Regions from separate parts of the Homo sapiens genome. Here region 2 is linked to region 1. Evidence: chromatin loops called from intact Hi-C (ENCODE). Cell type or tissue: endothelial cell of umbilical vein. All regions are shown on one strand. Each heading gives the region's core, and the rest is flanking DNA. Links, peaks and the distances in the headings are about the cores only. Region 1 has its middle 34 kb from the start of IL21R. Region 2 holds the start of IL4R (interleukin 4 receptor).

Region 1 (5,370 bases), core at 69-5,068:
GGCTTCTCCTGCATCTCTCACTTATGAAGATCCTTGGGATTATATTGGGCCTGTCTGGATAATTAAGGATAATCTCCCTCTACATCTCAGGTTCAGTTGATTAGCAACCCTGCTTCCATCTGTAACCTTAATCCCCCCCTTGCCATGTAATGTAACATGTTCACAGGTTCCAGGGATTGGGACATGGACATCTTGGGGGGTTCATTATTGTACCTACTACAATTTTTAAGGTTGCTTTATGACTGCAAAAGAAAACTCACAGTGGTTTAAAGAAAAGCACACTTACAGTTTATTTAAGAATTTAAGGTTGGTTTGATCACTTGGTGATGTAATCAAAGCCCCAGGCAGGCCTTCTTCTTCTTCCACTCCACCATATTCAGAATGCCTCCTTTCATCTCCAGGCTTGTCTCCTCATGATTGCAAAAGCACCATCCAAAGCAGAAAGGAAGGTGGCAAAGGAGCCTTCTCCTCCATGCTGCTTTTTGATTAGGAAGGAGAACTGCTGACTTGCTCTGTGGTTCCATGGCAGAGAGGAAGGTCAGGCAGCCCAGCTATGTTGACCAACTCAAGCTAAATTTGCTGCTAGAAATCAGGAAATCATGGATGGTGGTGGAAGGGGGAGGATGCGTAGGGCCTGGTGTGCCCAGGGCAGAGCAGCAGGTGGCCAAGAGCCTGTCCCAGGAAATGCCAGTTCCTGGGTGGGATCACGCTAAGGTGGGTCATCAGTATATAGGAGTGGTGGTTCAGGGCAGCCAGAATCAGAGATCAGCCTATAGCTGGGATCAAAGATCCATCTGTGGTGAGGGTCAGGGGTCAGCATGTGGCTGGGGCCAGCCTGCAACCAGGATCATGAGTAAGTCAGTAACATGGGTCGGGACTCAGTTCCTGGCTTGAGTCAGAGCTGTTCTGTGGCTGAGGACAGGAGGTGGACTGTGGCCAGGATCAGAAGTCAGTCTGTGGCTGGATCAGGGTCATTCTGTGGTTGGAGTCAGATATCATAATGGAGTTGGGATCAATCAGTTTAGTCTTCTCTGTCTGTCTTTCTCTCTGCATCTCTGCTTCTCTCTGTCTCATTCTCCTTTGCTGTAAACACCTGTTGGAAGCTCAGCAACTTGGGTCCATGGGGAAGAGGGAAGTTGAGTCTGGGCAAGGTCCTATAAGTCCCGGTATGGAAGAACATAAGGGAAAAAGAGAAAAATGTCAGGAATATAAAGATATTCCCTAGAAAAATGTCAGGAATATAAATATATGTATGTATGATGAGAAATGAATGATATAAAACCGCAAATACGCAAACACTGACTCTGCATGTAAACAACACACAGAAGTGGCACAAACAGATACAAACACAAGTGGGTTGAATGATGGGATTGGGACAATTTTTTGTCCTGGATTACTGTTGCTCCATTCTGCCCTTTTTGTAATAAAGTCAAATTAAATTTAGAATGTCATTATTTCCTCTAATTATGTTTTATACCCTCACCTCCCACAAAATCCACAGACATATTCAGTGTAATATTAAGGATAATGTTAGCAGACTAGGCATGGTGGCTCACATCTGTAATCCTAGCACTTTGGGAGGCCGAGGTGGATGGATTGCTTGAACCCTAGGAGTCTGGGACTAGCCTAGGCAACATAGTGATTCCCTGTCTCTACAAAAAATTAAAAAACAAATTAGCCAGGCTTAGTGGTGTGTGCACCTGTGGTCACAGCTACTTGAGAGGCTGAAGTGGGAGAATCACATGAGCCCAGGTGTTCAAGGCTGCAGTGAGCCGGGATTGGGCCACTGCGCTCCAGCCTGGGTGACAGAGAAAGACCCTGTCTCAAAAAAAAAAAAAAAAGAAGAAGAAGAAGAATGTTAGCAAATACTTTTAAGGCATTAACTATTTGCAGGCATAGTTCTTTTTTTTTGAGACAGAGTCCCACTTGTTGCCCAGGCTGGAGTGCAGTGGCACAATCTCCGCTTGCTGCAACCTCTGCCTCCTGGGTTCAGGCAATTCTCCTGCCTCATCCTCCCGAGTAGCTGGGATTACAGGCACCCGCCACCATGTCTGGCTGATTTTTGTATTTTTAATAGAGACAGGGTTTCACCATGTTGGCCAGGCTGGTCTCAAACGCCTACCTCAGGCAATCTGCCCACCTTGGCCTCCCATAGTGCTGGGATTACAGGCGTGAGCCACTGTGCCCAGCCGCAGGCATAGTTCTAAGGACCTCACAGGTACTAACATATTTAATTCTCACAATAGCTACATGAGGCAGATATTATAATGATTCCCATTTTACAGATAACGAATCAAGCACAGAGAGGTTACACGCTGGCCTGGCGCCACACAGCATATCTAATGGACATTAGGCTCTTTTGTCTGGTGCTGGGGGAATTTCTGGAAAATGCAGAGATGGAAGAGAGGTGGGATCGGGGCAGGGCGGGTGGGGAATCTCCCAGGCCAAGTTTTCTGGGCACGGCCTGGACCTGGAGCTGCTGGGATGGAGCAGGTGCTGATGCTGATGTGGTCACCAGAGGGCAGCAGGGACCAGGGAGCTGACTTCCTCTTCACACCCCCTCCACCCGGGGCGGTGCCCCTGACTTGTCAATAAACGTCGTGGAAACAGGTGGGATTTGGTGGAAGAACTGACACGGTCCCGCCACCATCACAGGCAAGTTAAGCTTGAGAGCAGCCTGGTGTCACCTGGCCTCCACCCACCACGTCATCTGCTGCTCACCCCACCACTGTGGCGTGCAGAGTACTGCTCTTGTGTGCCTTTTACCAAGGAGGAAATTTAGGCCCAGAGTGGGCAAACACTTTTCCCATGGTCACACAGCTTGGAATTGGAAAGGCTGGACCTAACCAGGCAGGGTGAGCGCAGAGCCCTTGTTCCTCTGAGTCTCTGTTCTGAGCTGGAACCAGGGAAGATGATGAGCCCATGGTATATACAGGGCGGTTAGCTAGGACTCTGGTTTGAAGCCTGGCTATGCCACTCGGTAACAGCACATCGTGGGCAAGTCCCATGCAGCCTCATCGGCTGCCGGGAGGATCCAGTGACGTCAGGCCTCCCTCGTGGTGGGAGCTCAAACACTTGCTGGGTTTTTTGTTTTTTCGGTGTTTTGCTTTTTGTTTTTTAATTAATAACTTTCGTGGGAAAAATAAAGTCAGAAAGGTTGTTCAACCGGATGTTCACGGAGATACTACGCCTTCAAAAACAAGCGCTCATTTCGTGATCGCCCACACAGTGCCAGATGCTGGGGCGGGGATGGGATTTCCGGTGGTTTTTCTTCACTTTCCTCTTTATATCTTCAGGCTTTCTCTGAATAGGAAAAGGTCTGCACGTGCTGATAGAGTAATCAGAAAAATGCAATAAGCCACTTTTTGTAAAAAAAAAAAAAAAATTCAGATGCACTCACTGCCTTCCTCCCCCCTTTCCCCCTCCCCTCATCCCCCACAAATTCTGTGTAAAGGCAGGGCTGAGGGAGTACCCCCAAATCAACATCTCTGAAAGCTCCCCCGCAGGGGCCCAGGCCACTCAGCCCACTCTGGCGCTGCTACCCAGGGGCGTCCCCTCCTGCCCTCTGGTCCAGCCCCGGAGGCTGAAACTCCCGCAGCCGGCATCTCACTGGGCCTATGACCCTGGACTTTTCCTACTTCCTGCAGGGTGGGGGCCAGCCTGAGTTGGGCCCACCTGATCCACCAGGTCTTCTCATCCCTCTGTAGCTTCCCAAAGCCCAGCCAGTTCAGTAATAGTTGCTGAGGCCAACAACTTGGATTTCTTTTGCCTAAGATCCTTTGTTGGGCTCCCAGTCCCATTGCATCTCTAGCAGTCAAATATATTTTCTATTTGCTGCCTAATTTTTAAATTAGATTTCTCTGAGACAATGCTCAGGCAAAGTGGATTCGAGCCGACATCTGCGTAGGTGTCAGGATGACATAAGCTGATATATCACGGCGGCTGGGAGCTCTTAGGTCAGACCCGGGTTCAAATCCTGGCTCCAGGATTTCCTAGCTGTGTGGTTCTAGGCTAATCCTCAACCTCTCTGGACCTGTTTCCTTATCTGTAAAATTGGGATAATCATTGAGCCTCCCAACTAGAGCTGTTTGGAGACGTAAATGACACAGTGGCTGGACGGCACTTAGCATATTGCTTGGCCCTAAACAGATAACTATTTTTATTTAAAATTATATTTTATTATAAAGAGCTTTTGGAGGCAAGAAGTCCAGAAGGCTAGTTCAGGCTCTGCCATTCTCTGGGTGACTTTGGGCAAGTCCCTTTTCCTCTCTAAAACTGTTTCTCCATCTGTAAACTGTGTGATTTGGGCAGCTAAAGGGATTGATTTTGGCTTAGAACAAGGTTTTTTTTGTTTTTTTTTTTTTTTCCTGAGACAGGGTCTCACTCTGTCATCCAAGCTGGAGTGCAATGGCACAATCTCAGCTCACTGCAACCTCCGCGTCCCAGGTTGAAGCAATTCTACCAACTCAGCCTCCCAAGTAGCTGAGATTACAGGCACCCACCACCACACCCGGCTAATTTTTTATTTTTTGGTAGAGATAGGGTTTCACCATATTGGCCAGGCTGGTCTTGAACTCCTCACCTCAAGTGATACACCCGCCTCAGCCTCCCAAATTGCTGGGATTACAGCCATGAGCCATCATGCCTGGCGCAAGGAGGTGTTTCTAACAAACATCAGGCTGCATGTGAGGTAGAGAGCTCCCCATCATTTCCAGTGTAGTATGTAGGCTCCTAGAGCAGGAAGGAATCTAAAATGGCCAAGCCCCTCAAGTGTGAAATCAGGGCAGCTACTCAGAGAAGCAAAAGTGATACAGACATAGGAGCTTCAGGTTCCCAGCCTTCCCATCTAAGGCCCACACCATCCCTCTGCCTGCCTCGGATGTGAAGCGCAGATCACTACAGAGAGCCTGGGTGATGGAGACACTGTCTGGATTCCACTATAGATCTGTTGCTAACTAGCTGTGTGACCTTGGCAGTGTATCATCAGCCACTGTTGGTGTCCTGTTCCTGTCTTCTTGGTGTGCCAGAGTCTCTCAACACCTCCAACTCTCAGTTGAAGAATTTTTTTTTTCCTGGAGTAGCTGGAAGTGCTGGAGAATTAATGCTCCTGGAAGCAGCTCTCAGCCAATGACAGATGGGAGCTGGTGGACAAATACCCCAGCTCCCTCTCCTTTGCAGGCATAACTGGGCATGTGCCATGCATGGTCTTCCAGAGATCCCCGGCAGGTAAGCATCAGTTACTCATGCTGGTAATCTGTTGAATAACTCACCCTTTTGTCAGAGGTTTATTTAAACTGGAGCTTTGAAGAGGGGCTGGGTAAAATGAGGCTGAGACTTACTGGGCTGCATTCCTGGGAGGTTAGGGCATTC
Region 2 (5,370 bases), core at 119-5,118, 54 kb after region 1:
TCCATACTGTCACTCCCCAGCTATACGTTTTGACAGGTAACAACAGACATATACATTGATTGTGGACCCACTGGGTGTTGGACATTGTGTGAAGTAGCTTATAAAACATGTCATCAACCCTCAAGAAAGTTCACTTTTACAAATGTGAGGAAGAACAGTACTTAGGCGGCTTCTGTCCTGGCCTCACTCCCAGGTACCAGTGAGGGCAGTCGAGAGGTGGGGCATCTAATCCCAAACGCTCTCCTCCATCGTCCCAGATGGGGTGGGTGGAAGAGGGCAGGGAGATGGGGGAGGTAGAAAAGGTTCTCTCTTCTCATGTATTTATGTATTTGTTTATTTTGAGACAGAGTCTCGCTCTGTCACCCAGGCTACAGTGCAGTGGCACAATCATAGTTCACTGCAGCCTTGACCACCTGGGCTCAAGCCATCCTCCCACCTCAGCCTCCCAAATAGCTGGGGCTAGAGGCACCTGCTACCACGCCTGGCTAAGTTTTTAAATTTTTTTTGTAGGAACAGGATCTCACTATGTTGCCCAGGCTGGTCTCAAACTCCTGGGTTCAAGCGATCCTCTCTCAGCCTCCCAAAGTGCTGGGATTACAGGTGTGAGTCACTGCGCCCAGCTTGTCACTTCTTTGACAATTCATTTCAGCTCCTTTTTGAACTGGGAGCATTAGAAAACTGAACACCCCCACCCTTGCCCTGGGCATTTTGCAACCGGGATTGTATTGTATTAAACATATCAGTCATTGAGTCACTTCCTAGCATTTGGAAACCCTTAGGTTATCTCGGACCTGCCGGTAACTGCATGTGTTGTAAATGGGGTGAGTGACTGCAGGTTTTCCTCCCTGCTGCCTCCCCAGCGTCTCCCTCCAGATTCAGATCCAGAGGCCCAGGGTGGGGCCCAGGAATCTGCATTGTTGCTTTTACAACTCAAGCCAAGGTGAATACACTGGCCCAAGTTCCTTGGCATGGCATTCAAGGCTTTCCACAATGCAGCCCAGCCCAACTTTCCATCCATCTCTGGCTTCTGCTTACTCCCTAGGTTCTGTACACAGTGCCCTTTCACACTTCCCAGCCTCCGCCCACTCTGTGCCTCCCTTTACCTCCCATCCTCTACCTGCCAGACTCCCCTGCTCTACTCACAAGGCTAGCTCAGGGTCCCTGGGTGCTGGGAAGCCTGGCCCAGTGACCTTTGAAGAGCTGATCCCCTCTGGCTTGTGGTCCTGCAGCCGCTGGTGCATCCGCACCCTCCCAGCCCTCACGTCTGTCTTCCTGCAGAGGGGGTGCTCCTTGAGGCAAGCACCAGTGCCCAGAACACCACCCAGGGCCTCGCAGGAGCTGAATGAGTGCTAGTGAGTGAATGAGTGGCTTAGCAGGTCACCTCCCATTCATGGGCTGGGCTAGCCGAGTTCTAAGAAACCCCTGCAGGACCCTGGAATGCCCTAATGTGCAGGACACCCTGGCCAAACCTACACCTGAGCCTGTTTCCCCATTGGACTTTGGGATTTTGATAAAGGCACTGAGGTCCCAGCAAATGCCTTGGGCTCCTCATAGGCTACTGGGGGCAGGGAAGTGCAGTGGGTCATGCCTCCCAGAGGGCTGGGGAAGGGGAGAGACTAGAACTGGAGCAGGGTTAGCGCTGGCCTGGGGGCATTCCTTGAACCCCAGAAGCAGACAAACTAGTGGTCCCCTATCTTGCTTAAGTCTAAGAAATCCAGATTTTGTTTAAAAAAAAAATCAGGGCTCAGTGGCTCACACCTGTCATCCCAGCATTTTGGGAGGCCGAGGTGGGAGGATCACTTGAGGCCAGCCTGGACAACATAGTGAGACACCATCTTTATAAAATAAATTTTTAAAAATAAAATAAAGATCAGATTCCTGGGTTTACTGAATCTGAATCTCAGGGCAAGGACCTGGGAATCTGCATTTTAAGCAAATCTCCCGGAGATTCTGGTTATTGTGGGGGCTCCTCAAACGTGATTGAGAGATGGAGAGCAGCTGGCTCTGGCGTGGGATTGCCTGGGCTCTAGTCCTGCTGCCCCACGGACTCCCAAGTGGGCGGCACCTTAGGGCAAGTTACTAAAGCGGCTGGGGTCTTGGTGACCTCATCTGTACAATGTCCATGACGCACAGCACCGGCCACAGAGAAGTTAGTGGGAGGTTTCACTTGGCATCCTTTCAGTAAAACAAGTCCCAGTCAATGATCGCGATTATTGGGTCCATCTGATATTCGGAGGCGGAGACCGCCCCGATTCACTGACCTACTACTCAAATTTACAGTTCTCAGAACTTTCCCCACCCTTTCTCTCTCCGAAGTCCTCACTGACTTCCTGAGCGCAGGGCTGGGCGCCACTGCCCGGAGAAGAGGGGCTGCGTGGCCTCCGACAGCCTAACCCCAAGCCCCCCACCCCCGCAGGCCGTCCCGGCGGAGGTCTCACTGCCAGCACCGGCTTTGGGGAGCGCTGGGTGTCCACGTACCCCGGGCCTCGCGCCTCCGCTGCCGTTCGGCGGCAAGGACGGAACCGGGCGCTGCTCCGCGCGCACCGAGAGTCGCGGGCTCGGGCCCCGCTCGGAGTCGGGGTGGTCCCCGTGGTCCCCGCCGGCGGCCGAGCCCTTCCCGAACGCCCTCAGCCGGCGTGCCCGGGCGATACCTTCGCAACCCGATCCGCGCGCGGGCCCCGGATCCTACCTGCGCGCCCCTGCTCCATTCGCCGTCCGGGCGCCCAAGCGGGAAGTGGGGGACCCCTGGGTGGCCCTTCCCTGGCCCGCGCCGCGCGGGGCTTTCCTGGGCGCGGAGACCCAGCCCGCCCCGGCTTCCTGCTCCCCGCCCCGGCGCCCGGCAGATTTGCATGCGCCGCCCCGCCCGGCGCGCCCGGCCCGGGTCCCGGCCACCTCGCGCCCCTGTCGCTGTCCCCGCCGCCGCCGCCGGACAGTCCGAGCCGCCGTCCTCTCCTGGGGGCGACCCCAGCACCTCGCTGGGTGTCTTGCCGCGCGCTTCCTCCCACGCCGTAGCCCGAGGTCACGCCCAGCGGAGAACTCTGCAGTGGATCCCCTTGGTCTCGGAATAAAACGCCCACGCCGACCAGGCCTCCAGGACCTGCTCCTGCCTGGCCTCCGCGGCCTCTTTTGCGCCGGGGCAGTTGCGTTTGGTGGGGGAGGGCTGGGCGACTGGAATCCTCCTCCCCTTCCTAACAGCCCGGCTTCCAAGTGAGAGTGGTTGCACATTCTTCAATAAATGTTTACCCAACTCCTACTCCAGCCACATTTGGATAGTAAAACAGCCCTTCAATCAGTAACTAGTACAATCTGTCGGGCACTGCAAATGTTAACTCGTTCAATCCTGGCAACTACCCTATAAGGGAGTGATACTATCACCGGTTTTACAAATCAGGAAACTGAGGCACAGAGTCCTTAAGAAATTCAAAATGGGTTGGGCAAAGTGGCTCATGCCTGTAATCCCAGCACTTTGGGAAGCTGAGGCGGGAGGATCACTTGAACCCCATAGTTCGAGACCAGCCTGGGCAACCCTGTTAGCGAGACCCCTATCTACAAAAATTGACATTTATAAAATTTTAAAAAAGAAAAGAAAGAAACTCAGAATCACTCTGCAGGTAAGCAGGAGCAGGGGTGGAGCTGGGATTCGAACACAGGCCCCATAGACCATTAACGTCTGGACACCATAAGAACCCGGATGCAGCCAGATGACTGGGGGGAAAACACTCAACAAAGTATTTCAGGTCAGGAGGGCCCAAGAAGAAAGTAGGGACCTCTTAGACCAGTGGGGCAGGTGGTCTGGAAGAGGCTTTTTGAGTAGAGGCCATTTGAGCTGAGACTCTGAAGAGCCTATGGGGGAAGACTTGTGTAGGGAGAGGGAAGAGCTAGTGCAAAGGCCCTGTGGGAACCAGCTCAGCCTGCAGGAGGAATTGCTGAAGGCCGGCATGGCTGTGGAGCCCTGAGTGAGGAAAGAGCGGAGACAGGGGAGGTGGGAGATATTTGGACTCACACTGGGCAGTGCTGAGAACCCAGAGAGTAATTTGACCCCCTGCTGCCCTCAAGGAGCTCTCAGTTTGAGGGTGGAAGCCAAGGACTGCCCAATGGGATCAAGTGCTGTGGTGGAGGGTGAGGGTTGGCTTCCCAGGGCAGGGGCCACTGCACGTCAATCATTCTTTTTTTTTTTTTGAAGATGGGGTCTCATTCCATTGCCTAGGCTGGAGTGCAGTGGGTGATCTCAGCTCACTGCAACCTCCACTTCCTGAGTTCAAGCAATTCTCCTGCCTCAGCCTCCTGAGTAGCTGGAATTACAAGCGTGCACCACCACGTCCGGCTCATTTTTGTATTTTTAGTAGACATGAGGTTTCACTATGTTGGCCAGGCTGGTATCAAACTCCTGACCTCAGGTGATCTGCCTGCCTCTGCCTCCCGAAGTGCTGGGATTACAGGTGTGAGCCACCACGCCTGGCCCATATGTCAATCATTCTTTCATGTACTTGGTCTGTCTTGGTCCTACTGTGTGTCTAACCTTGTGACAAGCGCTGATGACGCAGACCTGAAGACATGAAACAGACACAATCCCTGCCCTCTGAGACCTTACAACCAAGTGAGCAAGACAGCCACCAACCCACCCCCGGAAGTGACAGTAAAGATAAGTCAGTTCCCTGGGGTCAGGGATGGCTTCCTGGAGGAGGTGACCTCTGACCAGTGCCTGAATCAATGCAGAAAAACATGCAGGTGGAAGGGACAGCATGAGCAAATACCTGGAGGTGGCGTGGGAGTGTGGAAAAACTCCCATCCTTCGGCATCTGTTTGTGGATGCCTCCATATGCCAAGTCGTGAGCTGGGGGCTAGGGAGAGCAAGAAATAGATCCAGCCCCTGCTTCCTAGCCCTGAGGACCTGGTTGGGGCACTGACAAGTGAGCAGACGTAAGCAATTGAAGTGAACAGATGTAAGCAATTGAGTGTAATAAACCCCGTACTGGGGGCAGCCCAGGCAGACGCTAAGAGGACTAGGGAGAGAAGGCCACAGGAAGGGCTTTCCTGGAAGCTTGGGTTTCAGGAGGAATAGGAATCCTCTGGATTAGGTGTGACTTCCACTCCCGTCCACACTCATACTCCCTCACACTCATTACTCACACATCCGCACACCCACACGGTTGATGCTTCATCCCAGGCAGTTCAGCCCTGCAAGCTGCCTTTGTCCTGTCTGTGTTTCTGAGTTTGTGCCCCATGTCATCGGGAGACGACAGCAAAAGTCTACCTTTGAAGTCCTTTGGGAATGTATGGCTTGGGCTATATCCCCTCCTGGACTCCCAAACTGGGCTCCCATCCTGTTTTCCCAGTCAAGTCATCCTTCGTCGGTTTCCTCGCTTGCCT

The links. A loop is a pair of places that touch in the nucleus more often than their neighbours do. Peaks named below come from ENCODE experiments on the same cell type or tissue, not always from the same donor. Only the 100,000 strongest peaks of a DNase experiment are listed, where the experiment ranks them.
Region 2: it touches region 1 in a loop (5-fold over the local background); 35 of 110 quality-filtered maps call a loop at or near these places.

Annotation. Positions count from the first base shown.
Region 1 is chr16:27,365,459-27,370,828 of GRCh38, reverse strand. No RefSeq gene overlaps it. Among named protein-coding and RNA genes, the nearest start is that of IL21R, 34 kb to the left of the region's middle. RefSeq lists a silencer at 815-1,015 and enhancers at 3,029-3,108, 3,139-3,198, 4,572-5,370. In endothelial cell of umbilical vein, for the core only: a CTCF peak has its summit at 2,556 (motif pointing right); DNase peaks (open chromatin) are centred at 2,608 and 3,118; H3K27ac peaks cover 1,847 bases.
Region 2 is chr16:27,311,340-27,316,709 of GRCh38, reverse strand. It overlaps IL4R (interleukin 4 receptor), which reads right to left and starts at 2,736. Exons shown (of 11, transcript NM_000418.4): 1 at 2,690-2,736. RefSeq lists silencers at 1,996-2,045, 2,486-2,695, 2,716-3,015 and enhancers at 2,793-3,523, 4,346-5,370. In endothelial cell of umbilical vein, for the core only: no CTCF peak of the experiment used is centred there; DNase peaks (open chromatin) are centred at 749, 1,279, 2,159 and 3,219; H3K4me3 peaks cover 2,500 bases; H3K27ac peaks cover 3,381 bases.